Linked DNA regions of Homo sapiens: region 2 is linked to region 1. The links are chromatin loops, found by intact Hi-C in ENCODE. Cell type or tissue: endothelial cell of umbilical vein. All regions are shown on one strand. Links, peaks and the distances in the headings refer to the core of each region. The heading gives the core; the rest is flanking DNA.

The links. Hi-C counts contacts between places; a loop is a spot of excess contacts. Peaks named below come from ENCODE experiments on the same cell type or tissue, not always from the same donor. Only the 100,000 strongest peaks of a DNase experiment are listed, where the experiment ranks them.
Region 2: it touches region 1 in a loop (17-fold over the local background); 5 of 110 quality-filtered maps call a loop at or near these places.

Annotation. Positions count from the first base shown.
Region 1 is chr10:127,848,632-127,858,653 of GRCh38, forward strand. No RefSeq gene overlaps it. Among named protein-coding and RNA genes, the nearest start is that of CLRN3, 39 kb to the right of the region's middle. RefSeq lists a silencer at 5,459-5,538. In endothelial cell of umbilical vein, for the core only: a CTCF peak has its summit at 5,568 (motif pointing left); a DNase peak (open chromatin) is centred at 5,530.
Region 2 is chr10:127,644,802-127,654,823 of GRCh38, forward strand. No RefSeq gene overlaps it. Among named protein-coding and RNA genes, the nearest start is that of FOXI2, 87 kb to the right of the region's middle. In endothelial cell of umbilical vein, for the core only: a CTCF peak has its summit at 5,090 (motif pointing right); no DNase peak of the experiment used is centred there.

The DNA of each region.
Region 1 (10,022 bases), core at 1,289-9,288:
AGAGGGGACTCTGTGCTCTGGCACCTCCTGCACTCAGGGACCCCTTCCCTGGCACCACCCTCACGGCTGCTCCCCTTGGCCAGCCTCCTCCGCCACCATAACGCAGACCAGGAGGGGAGCAAGCGATCCCTCATCCTTCCTTCAATCAGCAGGGTCTTGTGGTGGGCTCTGGAGCCACCTTAAAAGCAGTCCCCTGGGCCGGGCGCGGTGGCTCACGCCTGTAATCCCAGCACTTTGGGAGGCCAAGGTGGGCGGATCACGAGGTCAGGAGATCGAGACCATCCTGGCTAACATGGTGAAACCCCGTCTCTACTAAAAATACAAAAAATTAGCCGGGCGCGGTGGCGGGCGCCTGTAGTCCCAGCTACTCGGGAGTCTGAGGCAGGAGAATGGCGTGAACCCGGGAGGCGGAGCTTGCAGGGAGCCGAGATCGCGCCACCGCACTCCAGCCTGGGCGACAGAGAGAGACTCAGTCTCAAAAAAAAAAAATTATAATAATAAATAAATAAAAAATAAAAAAAGCAGTCCCCTGTTACCTGGGGAATGGACCGGGGCTTATAGATGCCAAAGAACTCTCCAGGGTCCACAGCCAGCGCACCAGCAATCTGCTCTCACCCACCACTCGCTTGCTCAACAGACATTTGTGGCTGCCAATGGGCCGGGGGCTGTTTGGGGGTATATTCAGCTCTGGGCCTGCCCTCAGGGCACTTAGATTTTAGAGAAAGAGGGTGCGGACAGAGACTGGACAAACCAAAACATAAAGTGCCTGGCATACATTGAAAAGGGGGCCATGGGATAGAGAGCAGCTGGGGAGGCACGGACAAGGGGCATGAGGAGGGTCCCTGGCAGGCAAGGAGGAAGGCCCTGGGGGAGACCGAGGGGGGAGCAAAGTCCCTGAAGGGACAAGCCCTCGCGCCCCTTCCCAGGGCCAGCACAGGGACCTTCAGGTTACACCCTATGCAGAAGATGGTGAAAAATACATCAACTCTTCCCATTCCCATTCCCATTCCCACGGGCAACTTGACAGTACAAGCTTCTGCCATGCCACAATATTGGCTCCTTTCTGGTAGTTGGTACGGAATTAACCCCCTTGTGTTAATTCAGATAGATCAAAAATGCACATTTAACAAAATGAAGGACACCAAAAAAAAAAAAAAAAGAATCTGCCTTCTTTCTTAGAGTTCTGTTTGAAAGAACGATCATCTTACTGAGAGAATCTGAGAGCTGGAAATGTATGGAAAATCTCTATTGAAAAAGGACTGAAATGGAACCTGTGAGGAATAATTGTTCAAGAAGAAATGTGAGCTTTTCCCTCCGGCCATGGATGTTTCTGAATTGGCCCTGCAAAAAGGCCATCCGTCAGAGCCGGCTAGGTGAAATGAATCCTTCCCAAGCTGCGGTAATCCCATCAAAGGGGAAGAAGGTGGGAAGGAACGAGGCGAATCCTTCCCCTTAGAGGTTAGGGAAGGAAGTCCTTTGCTCAGAATACAAACAAGTTTCCAGTGTAAGAAGGATTAAGCACGACTCTATTAACCTAATGCCTGCGCTGAGCACCAGCAGCTGCCCCACTCAGTACCAGAAAGCCTGGCAAAGCCTTTGGGAATATTTTGTTTGGGGAGATTTCCAGCTTCATGAGATTCTTCCTGATTGCTTTCTTTTAAAAAATGAATTAATTACAAAATGAGAAGTGCATGTAGTCTTGACTCCATCCACCCTCCAGAGGGGCCGAATGGAGGTTCCCCCTGGAGCCCGTGACAATCAATATCTAATCAAAACTCGTTATAAGAATAAATTAGCAAGCAACTCCTAAGCGCTTCCTGTTAGCTGGTGGTGGTTGTTCTTTTCTTTAAAGTTCAATAAAACAATTAACTTTTACATCTCAATCTAAAAGCCCCACTGCCAGGGAGCTTGTTTTTCAAAGGCGATGAACTGAGTGGGAACTCACTAGATGGAGAGAGAAATGAATCCCTCCCACCAGGGCAAAGCTGACAGCCAGAGGCAGGGCTGCTGCCGCCTTGCAAGACACACCTGGGCCTGCGCGCAGATGGCTTCGTTGGCCTGCGAATGCTTCAGATGAGGCAGACCTAAGGTCCCATTTTGGATACTGTTCATAAGGACACAGAAGAAAGAAGTTTGTATAAATGTCACTCTCTGAGACAGGTGAAGAGAACATTCAAAACCCAGGACAAGCACCAGACCAGGCGTTCAGCTCATGCGTTGTTTTTCAAGTTAATTACAAATGTGGTCCATAAACCCCCACTGCTGACTTGGGGGCCACTTCCTTTCCTTTTCTGGCCACAAGACAACAGTGGGACTTGGCTAGGAGGAGGGACCAGCCTCCCCTGGGTGGGAGGTCACTTGTCTCAGGGTGGGGGGCCCATAGTGAAAGACCAAGAGGGACAGCCAGGGCCTCCAGAGCGGCCACCCCAGGCAGCACCCCATGGGCTGCGACTAGCAGTGAAGCTCGGGTCCAACCGTGGAGAAGGAGGGAGAGGCAGGGTGCCAGGAAGGCCACCTGGGCAAAGTGCTGGGCGGCTCGGGCCAGAGGAGGCCAAGGCAGAGGGATGGGTCTGGGCCCGAGAGGTCAGGTGAGGTGGAGCTGGCACTGCCTGGGGAGAGGCTGTGACTGGGAGGCCCCTGGAGCCTTGTGCAGGAGCAGCGTCTGCGGGAAGGGCAGCTGAAAGCAGGAGCACATCGGGTGCCACCCAGTGGGGTGGAACAGCAGAGAAGAAGGCAGGTGCCCCAGGCAACTCCTTGATGTGTTTGCCTTGAGGAGGGGCCCAGAGGATGCTTCATGGGGACAAGAGGTGCCAGTAGAGGGGAGAGGCTGTGGTTTTAGGGAAGAGGACAAGAGGAGGGAGGTCAGAGAGATTGGGGTTGGCCTGGAGTTCTAGGGACCGCTCGTCTTTTCAAGACTTTTCTGACTAGACCTTCTGGAGAACTTTTTATAATTTCCACTTAGAGTTTTTCCAGAGGAGGAACAAGAGGCTTTGATGGGGACATCCAAGAACTGGTGTGACCTGGGGGATGGCGCTGTGCCTGGCAGAAGCTGTGCCCCAGGGGAAGGAGGCAGGCCCTAGTCCCCAGACTCCCCTCTTCTGCAGCTAGAAGGAGGATGGCAGGGCCAGGCAGGACACAGAGAAGAGCCAGCAGGGCCCATCCCCTCTAGGTGAGCGGGATCTCCGGGCCCCCAGGAAATGGGAGCATCCAAAGCAGCATTGACCACAAGGGGCAGGGAGGAGAGGCTGGAAAGGAGGTCTGTGCATAACGCCTCCGATTCCTGGTAGAACCTCACAACAGCTCGTTGACGGCGGGTCGGTGAGCATTTAAAGAGCAGCAGATTCTCATTCAGAGGCAGTGTGGTTCCATGGAAAGCAAAGCATTTCAGTGATGCGTGCTTAATTCAATCAGCTTACTTTACGCAAAAAGGATCCAGTGCCAGGAGTCCCCGGCCTGTCATGAAGGGTGGGGACAACGGTGTCCAAGAGCCACAAATAAAATGCCAAGGGAATGCTGTGACGGGGGCCCTGGAGGGCTTTGTGGAGGAGGTTGAAAGATTCTCAGAGCCTTCAACAATGCTCTGTGGAAGAATTTGGGAGGTTACATTGAAATGGTAGGTGGGCGAGGCTGGGGGAAAAAGGGAAGATTTCCAACACTTTGGATCTACAAGGACACAACAGGTTTTGTTTTTTTAAATGGCTGTGGCTAAAATCAGCTTCCTGGTAGCATCATAAATGGGGATGGAAACCCTCATAAGCCTGGTGTCAGTGGTGGTGGCACCTTGGTGAGCAGGTGACCAAATGGCCTGAGTGGTGACGTTAATCTACCTGTTCACTGGCTGTTGCCAAAGCGAGGCCTATTGGGACAGGTTTGCATTTCTTCTTGGCTTCTAAGACCAGGTTATGACAGACATCCTACAATGCAGGAGGAGCTGGACAGGAGGACAACATCACACCTGGCCCTGCCATCCTCCATCTCCAGAAGCCATGGTCCAGCAGGGAGATGCACGACTCATGGTCTTCCACGCTGAGTGGAAAAGCCATGGCAACGCGGGCACTGCCAGGGGTTTCAGGGTGCTCTGCATCTGTTTCTTAAATAAGACTGTCTTGTTAATCCTGAACATTCCAGCTGCTTTTGTCACAGTGTCCCCGGACAAGAGGGAGCCTGAGAGAGACTTAGAGATCAGGAGAAGCAAACCGGCCCACAAGTGTGATGGATGCTGTGTCAGAGTGTCTAGGATCCAGGAGCCCCGCTCTCCCCTTAGAGACGGATGCAGTTCCGTGCACACAGGCCCTCTTTCCTGTGTAGGGGAGGGGCATGCTGTCTGCACATGGCATGCTCCCTCCTGCCCAGGGAAGCCAACTGCCATATTAGCAAAGATGGTTTGAAAATGAACAAGAATCCCAACTTAAAATATATATATATATGCAGTCATTCCTTGGTATCCGAGGGGGATTGGTTCCAAGACCCCCATGGTAACAAAATCTGCAGATGCTCAAGTCCCTGATATAAAATAGTGTCGTATTTGCATAGAACTTACACAATCCTCTTGTGTACTTTAAATCATCTCTAGATTACTTATATATATCTAATACAATGCAAATGCCAAGTAAATGGTTGTTATACTGTCTTTTTAGAATTGGTATTATTTTTCATTGTTGTATTGTGATTTTTATTGTTTTTTAAAGTATTTTTTATCCTGGCAGGGTGCAGTGGCTTACGCCTATAATCCCAGCATTTTGGGAGGCTGGGTCACTAGACCCTAGGAGTTGGAGACTAGCCTGGGAGACAAAGTAAGACCCCATCTCTACAAAAAAAAAAAAAAAACGCTGGATGTGGGGTCGGGCACCAGTGACCTCAGCTACACGGGAGGCTGAGTCAGGAGGATTGCATGACCCAGAGGTCTAGGATGCAGTAAGCCGTGATCACACCACTGCACTCCAGCCTGGGTGACAGAACAAAACCCGTCAAAAAAAACAAAAAACAAAAAAAAACAAAGAAACATAAAACTGTTTTTTAATCCGAAGTTGGCTGAATCCATGGAACCCACAGGTGTGTAGAAGGACATCTCCCACAATGTTAAGTCATCACTTACCAGTGTCAGCTTCCTGATGTGGCTAAGTTTAGACACACACGCGGGCTCGCACGAAAGATCCTAATGTCGAATAAATTGGGGGGAAAAATCAGTTCAGCTAGATGGACAGATTCCTGGAAGTCTTAGTGTGCACACATGTGCTGTGCCTGTGCAGGAGGGCAGTGGGGAAGGCAGAGCCCCGTGTGAAGGGACATCTTTGACAACAAGAGCATTTCCAAAACCACCGGGGAAGTATGCATGTGCAGCAGGTGGGTTTCAGTTCCCTCCAGCGTCTCACATGCTGGAACGGTCTCTCCATCAGCTCTGACCCAGGCCCAGAGGCCTGACACTCCTGCTGAGTGCTCAGGTCCTGGTGGCACAAGCCTTCCCCAGTCCTGCAGCCTTCGGGAAGCGGCGGTGCCCAGGGCGCAGAGCTCTGGCGTTGCACTCATGGGCTTATGCTGCCCTCTAGTGCTGTGCTCTTGAAATAGCTGTGTGGCTTTGCCACTTAAAGCTGATGCGGAATCTAGGGCCTCGTGGGCCCTCTAAAGAAACTGCCTCATTGCATCAAAATCAATGCCCTGCTCTTCTAACAGACGCTCTCTAATGCCCTGTAATGAAACCCATACAGATGATCACCTATCTATGCTCCAAATCGCAAAAGATAAACATAATGTCTTAACTTTAATATAAAGTGGAAGTATAAGAACTTAAAGAAAAGTAGCTTTTATAGCATGGAACTTGTCTTGCAATGAGCTTGACCTACACTCACCAGAAGCAATTTCTTAAATACCCACTCAGAGGTGACACTGCTTCCGCTGAGAAACGCTCGTGGAAGGTCGGGCTGGCCAGCCTTGCTGTAAAGGGCCAGGTGGTGCATACGCATGGCTTTGTGGGCCATAAGCTCCCAGCCACACCTACACAGCCCTGTCATTGTGACGCAAAGGCAGCTGCAGACAGCAGCAAGTGAATGGGCATGGCCACATTCCAACAAAACATCATTTGCAAAAAGAGGCAGTTGGCTAGATTTGGCCCAGAGGTTAATGATTTGTGGATCCCTGGTCTAGAGCATCCCCTTCGGTTTACAGATTGGGAAACTGAGGCTCAGCGTAGAGGAGGGGATAGTGGTCACGACTAGGAAATTAGACCCTGAGCCAAGTCCACTGGCTCCAGCCCATCCATCCCAGCTCTTTGGCCGGAGCTCTGCGGGCTGTGACTCAGGTGGTCTCTCCTCAGGTGTACGGGGGAGGTTTGGTGACCCCAGGGATGATCCCAGGGAAAGGAAGGTCTGTGTTGGGCTTTCTCTGACAACGGCAGTTCCCTCCCATGCCCCCCGTCCTCCCCAGCTCTGATTCATTCATTCACTCAGGTCTCCACTGAGTACCAACCTGTGTCTGCCCACCCTGCAGTCATTCCTCCTGGCCAAGCAGCCTGTGCTGATCACAGCTCCCAACCCCTAGAAAATGAAAATAAAGATATGCAAATTACATCATTAGATTCAACAGGCAGACACTCGGTCAAATGGCTCTAAAAGTGTCTTGGCTCTCAGTTCCTCTTCTTGCTGCATGGTGGGATAGCAGATCCCGTGATGGGCTCCAGCACTAGCTCCAGGGCGGCCAGGCTGGCTCGTGGCCTCATGGAGGTGGGGACCAGGCAAGCTGGGGCTTGGTAAGGCTCCTGGCAACCCAGGGCCCATGGGGTGGCCGAAAGGGCTGTGCTTGTGTGTGTCCTTGTCCTCAAAGTCACTCACTGTAGCATCCCCTTGTCCCCACAGGCCCCTCTTCCCCGCAGGAACTCTCAGGATGGGCCGCCCCTGCACCACTGGGCTGAGAGGACCAGAGCCCAGGAACTGTCTGTGGTTCCAGGGTTGGGGAAGCTTCCAGTCATATGGGAGCTCATAAGGCCAGGACCCATCTCTTCAGCTAGGCTAGGAGGCCAGTCTGGTCCCAACCTCCTGGCTCCTTACACTGTCCTCATCCTGGGGGCCCAGGCTAACAACCGGAGTCAGATCCTGGAAGGAGGGTGTCTACTGGGGGTCTAGAGGCATGGAGATGGCTCCTGCAGGGGCTGGAGCTGGCTGAGGTCAAGGGTTCCCTCGGGGCCAGGGAACAAGCACCTTCTACTAGCCTCTTGGGGACCTGGAAATAGCAGACCAGGGCCCACAGACCTGGGCACTTGTCTGGCCCCCTGGATTTAGCCCCATGGTAAGTTGGGGAGGCTGAGGATTCACTTTTGTATCCTATTGCTGATGGAGCCTGTCAGACAGACACAGCAGGGATCTGTGATGGCCGCGCTCCAGAAACCCAGGAGCAGGTCTCGGGGCTCTTTGAGAGGCCCTGTGGTGAAGCCAGGCTGGGATCATGAATCAGCCGGGACAGGCAGGGAGGATCTGGGATTCTGGAGCAGGAGTAGTGGCCTAGAACAGGAGGGGGCCCAGCAAGCCCAGGTCCAGGCCCCACATTTGACAGAAGGAAGCAACGCTGCCCCCCAGGGGAGCGGCCTCCAGAATTTCAGGAAGCGTCAGTGTGTTTGTCTGCTTGGGCTGCCTTAGCAAAGGTCACAACCTGGGAGGCTCCAAGCAACAAAAGTTTACTTTGTCACAGTCACGAAGACCAGAAGTCCCAATCCAAGGCATCCGCAGGGCCATGCTCCCTCCGAAGCCTCTGGGGGTGAAGTCTTCCTTCCCCCTCGGGCCAAGCCCCGGTGCTGCTTGGCTGGAGGGGCATCGCTGCACTCTGCCTCGTCTTCACACACCTCTTCCTCCCAATGTCTGTCTTCACTCAGCACTCTCCTCTATATGCGTCTTCATGTCCAAATCTCCTTCCTCTTATGCAGACACCATCACATTGAATTGGGGGTCCACCCTACTCCAATATGATCCCATCTTAACTCGACTAATTATATCTGCAATGACCCTGTTTCCAAATAGGGTCACATTGACAGGTGCCAGGGATTGGGGCTTCACCATTCCCTTCTAGGGGATGTCATTCAGCCCACACCAGCACAGCACTCCCCAGGTTCCCCTGAGTGGGGCAGGCGTTCCCCGGCCTCAGGCTCATCTGTGGAACACAGGCCCTGGGACACACCAGCTAACTCAAGAGTCTCTTCCTGGACAAATATACAAGGGTAGGCCGGGCATGGTGGCTCATGCCTGTAATCCCAGCACTTTGGGAGGCTGAGGCGGGCAGATTGCCTGAACTCAGGAGTTCGAGACCAGCCGGGGCAACACAGCAAAACCCCATCTCTACAAAAAATACAAAAGTTAGCCAGGCATGGTGGTGCGCGCCTGTAGACCCAGCCACTTGAGGGGCTGAGGCAGGAGGATGACTTGAGCCCAAGAGGTTGAGGCTGCAGTGAGCTGACATGGTGCCACTGCATTTCAGCCTGAGTGACAGAGCAAGGCCCTGTCTACAAGAGTTCTCTAAAACCTACTAATTCTCACTGTTATGGGCAGGCTTCCAAAAAGAAGCAAGTCAACATCTGTTCATAGGTAACATGGCACTGAAGGCAAAGGCCATCTCTCATTCACCTTTGTGTCTCCCATGGTGCCTTGCAGATGCTGGTGGGCCAGTGGCTCACCCCAGAGGCCCTGCAGGTGCTTTTTAAAGGAGTAGTGCCCAGGGTGGGAGTAGTCTGAGACTCCCCATGGATGGGCTTCTAGAGTAATCTATCTGTTTACTCATCCCTGTTTCTGAGGCAAATGTTTCTCCCTCAACGAAGGTTCTTTTTCTACCATGATGGACTTTCTGAAATGCAAAGCCTCTTCATACCTCTGGTTTTCATCCTTTGTCGACAAAAGAGGTAAAATTTTCAAGACTTGTTGGAAAACTTGTGCCATTTGCAGATGAAGGAGGTGAGAATTAGTTGAGTTCTTAAGAAATCTAGATTTCTGCTCAAGCTCTTCAGAATAGTAATTCTTTACCTTTTAAACAAGATTTATAAAATTACTTTAGAACTGTAAAAATGTTTCTGAGAAAACACCAGAGGTGTTTTTAGATTTCTGTGTGTAATACATTCACCATTAATGTTATTCACAATGTTCTTTTTGGCACAGTATTCTCAGATTAATGCGATTATTTGTGAGGTTTAGCCACAGAACCTTGTTGGAAAACTAGACAGAGGATGAAAAAAGGGCTTCATAACACAAAGGTGAGACAACAGCATCCAGCCACAGTTGGCTGGAGTCAGTCTGGCTTTTAGACCTTGGGTGGCTCAATTTTTTATTTTCCTGGACCTTGGTTTGCTCATCTGTCCAATGGACATAGCAGCAGTACAGCCTTACAGGGCTCATATGGTGGTTAAATGAGAAACACAAGAAAGACACTTAGTGGCGTATGGAACAGCATTCTAACCACAGACTTCAAGGTCAAAATCCAGGATAGTGAAGGCCTTGGCAAGGGTGGAAGGGGATGGAACCAAGAAGGGGTAGGAACTCGACTTCCACGTATTCGGTAATCTTGATTTCCTTTTTCTCCCTCTCTCTTTTTTTTTTGAAATGGAGTCTCACTCTACTGACCAGGCTGGAGTGCAATGGCATGATCTTGGCTCACTGCAACCTCTGCTCCTGGGTTCAAGTGATTCTCCTGCCTCAGCCTCCCAAGGAGCTGGGACTACAGGCGTGCACCACCACGCTTGGCCAATTTTTGTATTTTTAGTAGAGGCGGGGTTTCGCCATGTTGGCCAGGCTGGTCTCAAACTCCTGACCTTGGGTGATCGACCCACTTCAGCCTCCCAAAGTGCTGGGATTACAGGCATGAGCCACTGCACCTGGCCAGACTTCTTTTATGTAAAAAAATAAAATAAATAAGAGGAGATGGTTAAAAATACAAATACAAATAAATAAGAGGAGATGGTAAAAATGCAAAATTACATCTGTAATCCCAGCACTTTGGGAGGCTGAGGTGGGCAGATCATCTGAGCCCAGGAGCTGAAGACTGGCCTGGGCAAC
Region 2 (10,022 bases), core at 847-8,846, 200 kb before region 1:
ATTATATAGCTGTAGAAATGAATGAGAAAGTCACCTATACAGTTGGCCTTCTAGATCTGGATCTGTATCCATAGATAAAACCAACCATGGATTAAAAAAAACTGTATATATATATATATATATAGTTTTAAATTACATCCATTCTGAACACTTACAGACCTTTTCTTATAATTATTCTCTAAACTATACAGCATAACAACTACTTACATAGCACTTACATTAGGCATTGTAAGTAATCATGGAAGAAAGTGTATAGGTTATATGCGAATACTAAGCTGTTTTATATCACAGACTTGAGCACCCACAGACTTTGGTGTCCATGTGAGGTCCTGGAACTAATTCTCCATAGATATTGAGGGATGACTATATACTTATATCTAATAATCACCAGGATATATTTTTAAGTGATAAAAGCAAGATGCAGAACAGTGTATGTATGGTGCTAAAGTTGTAAAAGAAAGGTGGGGAAATAGGAAGCCATAACTGCAAAAAGAAACACTTTCAGAAGGAAAACGCAGAGGCTAATAAAAATAATCCCTGTATGAGAAATAGTGGAAGTCATGGGGAAGCGAGACTTCTTTAAGAGCATATAATTGGGCTTCTGAGCTGTCAATATTAAAAAACTGAAATTAAATCAATAGACAAAATCAAACCTTAAAATTGGAAATAAATGGAATCAAATAAACCCGGCATTGTATTAAAAGAGTAAAATAACCACACAGATATGACTTCAATTGACTTTTGAACTCAACACATGCGCTGTACACATTAGTGGGACATATTCTAGAGTCAAAATGCCATTCTCCACTAAAGAGAAACCAGAGTTACTCTCAGAAAAAGATAATTTCATTCCAGGCCTGGGACAGGAAAAGTACCTCTCACTCTGTCAGAAAAACTATCAATCAAACATTTAAAGTAAGGGAGCATGCTAAAAGGATACAGAAAAGGACTAAAAAGAAAATTTGAAACATCATTCTATTTATGGAGGAATCAAAAGGAAAATATACTTAGGAATAAATTTAAGAAAATATATGCAAAACCTTTTCATTGAAAACTACAAAACATTGCTGGGAGAAATTAAAGAAGACCTAAAGAAATGGAGAGATAAACCTAGTTCAGCTAGGGAGATTTACTATTATTAAGATGTTACTTCTCTAGGACATAGTTTATAGAGTCAGTGTCATCCCTATCGAAATTCCAGCAGACCTGTTTTTTTTTAAATTTTTTTGAGAAAAAGCTGTTTATAAAATTTATATGGAAATGAGCTAGAATTACCAAAGCAATTTTTAAAAGAATAACAAAGTTGGAAAGTTAAAGTACATGATAGGGTACTTACTATAAAGTTACAGTTGTAAGAACAGTTTGACATTGGCAAAGGGATAGACACACAGATCAATGGAAACCAATAGGGCCAGACGCAAACCCTCACCTGTGTGGTCTGTAGATTCCTGACAGTTACCAAGGCAATTTTGGGGGGAAAGGAAAATCTTTTCAGCAAATGGTGCTGTAACTATGGGATATCCGTATAGAAAAAAAATGAGCATCAACTCTACTCAGACCGCTTATGAAACTGAACTTGAAATGAGTCAGAGATTTAAATATAAAATCTAAAACTTCTAGAAGAAAACACAGGGGGAGTTTTGTGGCCTTGGTTTAGGAAAATATTTCTTAGCTAGGTCACAAAAATTTAGAAATAAAGAAAATAAAGAAAAATGTTACAAATTGACCATTATCAAATTTAAAAATTTTTAGTATCTAAGACATTTCTAAGAAAACAACAAGTCAAATCATATAATGGGAGAAAATATTACTTACTGAATACTATATATATATATATATAGAGAGAGAGAGAGCGCAGTAAAGAAAAAGAGAATACAACTCTTTTGACAGATAGACATATATATACACATTATAAAATATACATTATATATAATGTTACACATATTACATATATACATATATATATCTGTTAAATACAAGTATTTAAAATATATTCAGAACTCTTAAAATTTAACAATAAAGACATAAATAAATCCTAAATAAAATGAGCAAAAGCTTTGAGCACATATTTTACCAAAGAAGATAAGGACTTGAAAAGAAGCTTGGTAGGAATAGTCATCAGGGAAATGAGATGCCAGTACACACCTGTAGCATCGCTAAAATTCAAAACACTGAAAACCAAGTGCTGGAAAGGATGTGTAGCAACTGGAATGTCATATATTGCTGGTGGGAATATATATTTGTATAGCCACTTTGGAAAACTGTTGGGCTGTTTCCTAAAAAGTTAAACAAACTCTATAACATAACCATTTTGAACGTAGGTATTTACCCAAGAGAAGTGAAAACATATATCCACATAAAACTTGTACACAAGTGTTCCTAGAAGATTTATTCGTAATAGGCAAAAAGTGGAAAGCACCCAAGTACCCATCCATGGACAAATGGATGAACCAACTGTGACATATCTATACAATGTAATACCACAGAGCAATAAAAAGGAATAAACCATTGTTACATGGAACAATATGGTGAATCTCAAAAGCATTACATGCAGCGAAAGAAACCAGACACAAAAGAATATTACTATATTACTCAATGTATAAAAAGTTCAAGAAAAATCAAACAAATCCATGCTACAGAAACGAGATCAGTGGTTGCCTGGGGGCAGAGGAGGGAGGAGAAATGGATTTCAAAGGAACAGAAGGAAAAGTTTGCTCCTGATGGAAATATTCTATATCTTGATTATGGCAGTGGCTTTATAGGTAGATACATCTGCTAAATCTCATCACATTGTGCACTTACAATGGATGCATTTTATCATACATGTATTACACCTCAATAAAACTGAGAGAAAATAATGGCACAAGAATCAGCCTCAAGGAACTCCCACTGGCCAAATTTGAGATAATATAAGCATAAAAAATGATTCAGTTGGTAGTAAAACATGGACTATATATACATATTTTAAACTGAACCATAATCTGACTAGGCCTCTAGCCCTAACCATACCTTTTCAGGGAATACAATGGACACAGGAAATATTAAACTATGAAATGGGGATGCAGTCATCACAATCTAGACTGAGGGAAGGTCTGCAGGGCAAATGATTCTGTTTCTTCAACAAATAAGTTGCATAGAAGAGAGAGAGAGACTTATGAATTAAGAGATTTATCAATGAACTGCTATCTATGGTCCCTCCACAAATCTTGATTCAAACAAAAAACTTTAAAATAATTATGAACCAATTAATAAATTCAAACTTTGGATATTTGATATTAAGGAATTATTATTAATTTTTAAAAGATGATAATGGTACTGTGGTCATATATTTTAAGGAGATAGTTTAGTTTTTAGTGACACATGCTGGCATTTTTATGGATACAAGGATATGTTTAGGATTCGTTTCAGAAGGCTCCATGGGGGACGTGGGTGGTTGAAACAAGTCTTGGCTGAAAGCTATCCATATCTTAATGCACCTGCTCCTCACAACACACTGGTGAGGTGGACCTGATGGGTGTACTCATCTTACAGATGACAAGCTAAGAGAAGTTAGGGAACTTGCCCAAGGTCACCCAAAGCCCACAGTGATTTCCAAGCCCATGCTGTGGGAATTCTGCCAGCTGTTGGGTGTCTCAGTCTCAATTATGTATTCTTGAACTGGAGACACGAGCACAGGATGGGTTTGAGGACCCAATGGGTCCCCTTTGAGACAAATCTGAGCTAAAACTCCATCAATCACCTGCCCTCCATGAGCCCCTACTCTGACTGGTGGGCCACAGTGACTTTTTGGATCTCCTGGAATTAATGTCAGTTCAGAACCCGTGTCCGGCAGCCTCTGATAAACCTGTCTATTTCCTCTTCCCCAATGCACAGCTACCCTGGTAAAAGGCCAAAGTTGAACAGTATCAGTTTTTGGCAGTGTACCTGGGTCCTTCCTCCAAGGGACACAGCCTCCTTTTTATTCAAGGGGTTTTGGGTCTGTAAACTGGCTCAAGTCTGGGGATTAATTGAGGGGCCATGACTCTGTTTTTTATGATTTGAATTAGACGTTTATTCACTTGACCTAGAACTTTTCTGTTTATACAGATCAAGTAGGAATTTAGTAGGCTTCCTATATCTATTTCATTTAGGATCACCATGGTGGATCAATTTGCCAATGCCAAAGGTCTGCTCTAGTCAGACTGCTGTATTCTGACTGCTGCTGGAATGCTGCTATCCCCTATAGTCACTACGCCCACCTGCCTTTTGGGGTTGAGTGCTCCTGCCACCCAGGATCCAATTACTCCCTTGTGTGAGTTTCCCAGCTCAGTGACTGCAGTTTCTGCTGTGAGGTCTGGCCTGCAGAGAAGAGCGATCACAGAGCTCTGCAAAGATGCCAGGGCTCCCCTCACAAATTTATTTCTTATACTTGTGGTGAGAGGTGTGTTTTCTGGATCCTCCCGGTGTGAATAGAACTTAAGTGACAAGTCCATGCTAGTATTCCAGTCTCTCTAAGCCTTTGAATTCCTTCCTCCACACTAACTCAAGACAGCTCCTGCACTTCTAACTCACTCACTGTGGGCCGGTTCTGGTCCACACTTCAGCCAACCAAGCAAACAAACTTTTAGAGCCTCTTCTACTTCCCTGAACTGCAACATGAAATGCAGAATCTGTGTTCAGTAACCTCATGTCAATAAATTTGGATCAACTTCATCCTCCTTCCACATCTGTGCAGCACTGTCCCTTACCTTCTTTGCTTAGGCAGCTGGTGGGAAAGTCAGGAAAGAAGCAAACACCGCTCTATAGAACAGTGGGGCCAAGGAAAGGAAGCCAACTCCTTCTCAAACTGCATCTGCACTGGATTATTCTAAAAAATGAGGAACTGGTTTGGAGAGGGATGCACCCGCTCATAGGTGAGTTTGTGTGCTGCGCAGGCAGCTGGACTGCTGCAACACTGCAAAGGAATACAGCCGGGAGAATCTATGTCCTCTTCTGACTACAGGAGTTGGTGCTCCGTTCCCCTTCCTCTTCCTCAATAGATCTGGGAACAGTGAGAAAATCCACAAGCTGACCATTCAGTAGGGGGCAGCCTTGAGACAGAAAACAAGCCAGAGCTCCCTACTCAGCCCTGCGGGTTTGGGAAGGGTTCCCTTGGAGGGGAGAAGGGAGGCTCACACCTGAATTACCAGGAGGCCACCCCGATACCCTTCTAGAAGCTTCCTGTCTCCAGCATATTAGATAGTAAGTCCCTCAAGGACAGCAACCATGGTTGCTAGCAGATAATTAATAAAAGTATACTAAATGAATGGGCTCCATTTAGCACCATTAAAATAAGGGGACACTTATATTTTCTTCTGCTGGTGAGGGTGAGGTGCCATGAGCATACTCATGCATTGTTTTAATTTTAAATGTTCATACTCCTTGACTCTATAATTCTACTTGAAATTTAGCCCAAAGTAACAATTCTAAATATGGATGAGGGGGAGAGAGGAAGAGAACCTGTGTCCATAAAGATATACAATACAGCATTATTCATAATTTAGAAAAACTAAAAATAATTTATAGGCTGAGCAGTGTGGGGAGAATTGAATAATTTTTTTTTTTTTTGAGACAGGGTCTCACTCTGTCGCCTAGGCTCACTCTGTCGCCCAGGAGTGCGGTGGCGCGATCTCGGCTCACTGTAACCTCTGCCTCCCGGCTTCAAGTGATTCTCCCATCTCAGCCTCCCAAGTATCTGGGACTACAGGCGTGCACCACCCCACCTGGCTAATTTTTGTGTTTTTAGGAGAGACAGGGTTTCACCATGTTGGCCAGGCTGGTCTTGAACTCCTGGTCTTAAGTGATCCACCCACCTTGGCCTCCCAAAGTACTGGGATTATAGGTGTGAGCCACCGCAGCCGGCCTGAATAAACTCTTATGCAATCCTGAAAACTTATAATTAAGAGTGTGTGTGTTTGTTTGATTGTTGGTTTGTTTTAATCTAGGCAACAAGGGAAAGAAGTGAGAGAAATATTCCAAAGTTGGGTTAGGTCTTTTGTTAGGGTCATATGACTTTGGGTGGTTTTCAGTATTTTCAATTTTTAATTAAATATGCTTATATTACTTTTATTTTGAAAAATATGTAGTATGTTTAGGAAAGGAGAGAGGGAGAGAGAGAATAGAAAACTGACCTATATCAAACCAAAACCCATCATTTTCTCTGATATTTTAGAAATTTATAGGACACAGCGTCAAGTGAGACAAGTACGACCCAAGTGGATTGACTGCACTTCACATTTTTAGAAGCTTTTGTTTTATATAACCTTTCTTTGGGGCATGGGAATGCTCACCTTGTCAAAAAATGTCCCACTTTTTTTTTTCAGGCTGTTCTATTCATTCCATGCTAAATTGCTTGCTGTATTAAATGCTTAAGGGACTATATTTTAGTACCACTTAAAGAGTGTTAAATAATCCTCATATTTATTTCCTTTCCTTACTGAATGCCTTTAAAAAAGTGTTTGAAATATGAGGTTGGGGAGTTTATGCATAAAAATAATTATAATAACACTTAGAAGCTCTTATTCTAGAAGCAAAAGCAGCCCTTAGCAGGCTCCTGAGATACCTGAGTTCGGAACCTGTTGTTTTCTTCCTCGGGATGTTAGCACGCTGGGAATCACTGGTGTGGGATGCTGTCAAATGCACACCCCATTGAGGCTTTAGGACCTGGAGGATGTGCTTTATCTTCATGATGGGAATGTCCCATGTTACATGACTGGGTATGACTGTTGTGGAGCTGGTTCTAACAATCTAATCCAATGTGCTCATATGGAATGTTTGGTCTGCTCGTTTTGTTAAGAATAATTGTTTTCACTGAAACAATGTATCACTTACAAACATACAAAATAAGCAATTTGAAATTTACTAAATACAATTTATTTTATGGTCAACTGACAGGTTTAAAGTACCATGAACTGTCTACTGTTTATCTGAATTTTTTAAAACTAGATGATAAACTCAAAAATATTTGAGAAAAATGGAGACATTTAAAAGGATATTTTTGGTTGTTTTTAAGCTTTTACCAAAAATCAGTCTCTCTCTTTCTCTCTCTCTGTGTGCATTATATAATACATTACAGCCTAATAAATGAACCCTGTGAAAAATATACTTCTCTAGATATAAATCTACCTTACAGTAGATAGAAACGTTACTTTCAAATGTAAACCCTGGAAATAAATAACTCTGAATCACAGAGACAGAATACTTACAAAACCTTTACATGAAATATGCACATATGAGGGAATATCCATTTTACACCAGTTGTAAACACTGATCTCTGATTCTTCTTTTGGTAACCTGAAAATATGGCTATTGTTTAAAACTGCAGCTTTGAATCTCAATTTTGTTTAGGGGCAAGTACATAGAACATGGCAAAATATATTATAATGGATACTAAGTTTGCACATCAAGTCATAAACTCTGGCATCTTATATTTGAAGCTAAATCTGCCCTTTTTTCATACATTATTTGGTTGTTGTTTACATACAGTTTTTAAAAAAAATATTGTATTAGTCGGTTCTCAGGCTGCTAATAGACACATACTTCGGTTTTTTATAAACTGGGTAATTTATAAAGGAAAGAGGTTTAATGGACTCACAGTTCCACATGCCTGGGGAGGCCTCACAATCATGGCTGAAGAGCAAGGGATTCTTACGTAGTGGGAGGCAAGAGAGAATGAGAGCCAAGTGAAGGGAAACCCCTTATAAAACCATCAGATCTCGTGAGACTTATTCACTACCAAGAGAACAGTATGGGGGAACTGCCCCCATGATTCAATTATCTCCTGTGGGGTTCCTCCCACAACACTTGGGAATTATGGGAGCTCCAATTCAAGATGAGATTTGGTTGGGGACACAGTCAAACCATATCAAAGATTTTAAGACCAAAGGATTCAAGTGGCCATGGCTAACATCATCTAGTTAATTGCTTCCAATATTTACAAAGGACCACGTGGGCCCCTTTGCTGCATGCTGGGGTGAGGAAGGGATGCAGTGTGAGTGAGATGTGAGATACAGTTTCAGCTTTCTGGATTCAGCACCTCTCATCTCCTTTCTGTCTGACTTTTACTATTCACTTAGCACATGTTTTCTGAGCTCTTGCATGGATCACACCCTGTTGTCACATTGGAGTCATAAAAGTGAGTGAAACAACAATGCCACCCTCTGTTTCTTAGCTTTTGTTAATTGAGTCTACCTGTGCTCACTTGCAGAGTTTCAGTTTTGTAAGATGAAAAAATTCTGGAAATCTATTATACAACAATGGGAATATACTTAACACTATTGAATTATACACTCAAAAATAGTTAAGATGGTCAGTTTTATGTTATGTGGGGTTTGTTTAACCACAATTTAAAAAATACTAGAAAAATATTGAATTAAAAAATATATATTTATTCTTTTGACACCCCCCCTAATTTAAATGCTGGAGTCTAATTTTTCTCTCCTTGAATGTGGACCAAACTTCATGCCTCACATTTACTAAGTAGAATGTGGTGGAAGTGATACTATGTAATTTTCAAGGATAGGTCATTGTGAATATGCCTTCTGCCTGGCTTTCTTGCTCTTAGATCCCTTGTTCTGAGGGAAGACAGAGGCCATGCTGTGAAGGCACTCAGCAGCCCTGTGGAGAGGCCCATGGGGAAAGGACTGAGGCCTCCCACCAACAGCCAGCACCAGATTGCTGCCCATGGGAGCACACCTCCTCCAGCCCTGGTCAGGCCGTCAGATGACTGCGGTCCCAGCCAACCTCTAACTGAATCACATGGAAGATCCCAAGTCAGAAGAGTCCACAGATTCACTCCTGGATTCCTTACTCATAGAAGTCATAAGCCATTGAGTTTTGAGGTGGCTTTTTACGCAGCAGCACATAGTCTACATCAGGCAGGGGAAAGTGCAAGTTGCTTGCAGGGGAAAATCAGGGCCATTGTCATTGACTGGGCCTAGAGTTCAAGTCCTTTTTCTGACACCTGCCATCCTCATTCCCATTTCAAACTTTACAATTCCCCTTTGAAAAATGAGCAGATTGCCATCTATTTTTGTCTTGAACTCCTGGCCTTAAGAGATTCTCCCACCTTGGCCACCCAAAGTGCTGGGATTACAGGCATGAGCCACTGCACCTTGCCATTTATTTTGTAAAGTTGATGTTAACGTTAAACAGAATGGTGAATGTCAAGTACAGAGTGCATAGTAGGAGCTCAGCAAATGGTAGCTTTTATTATTTGAGTTCATAGGACACATCAAAGATGGGAGATCATATTTGTCTCATCCCAAAGTTAGTGTAGTTCTTTTATAGTCTAATGTAGTCCAATGTAGTCTAAACCCAGATCTCTTCTTCAGTTAGTGGAGCCCAAGAATATTAAAGCTAGAAGGGATCCTGGAGCTCGATCTGTCCAATGCCTTCATTTAGCAAATGTCTACACTAAGACCTGGGCTGGTTACAACAGTTTACCCAACATTCACACCAGGCCAGGCAAGACTAAGACCTGGATGGCTGACTTGTAGCCTAGTGCACTGTGCATTGCATACTGATGACGTCAAAGGCCTCGTTTTGTGTTAGGCTGATCTGCCAGTCATATTCTCTGTGGCTGGAGTGCCTTCATTAACTCTGACAGAGAGGCTGTTAATTAGTCCCAGAAGCCACGCCCTGCTCAGCACCTCCAAGAGCCACACTCTGCATGGAGGTGCTGGGACTGAGCCCATACACAGCTTCTCAGTCAACACAGTGTGGCCAGAAATCAAATGAGCCAAGGGAAAACGGACAATCAGTCTAGTCTCTGCAGGGCCAGCCTTGTAATCATATTACTATGTAGATGCCTCTGAAGACTGATAGACTTATCACCTCACCTCCTTCCCTCTACCACTCCTCTCCTCAGCACTGTAGCCTGGACAAACGTGAAGATAATTCACATATTGAAAGGTAAAAGCAAGTATCAATACACTTGGCCAACTTCCCAGAAGCTCTTCTTGAATGTTCTGGTTAAAAAGCTAAACTTTGATCAAAAGCACTAA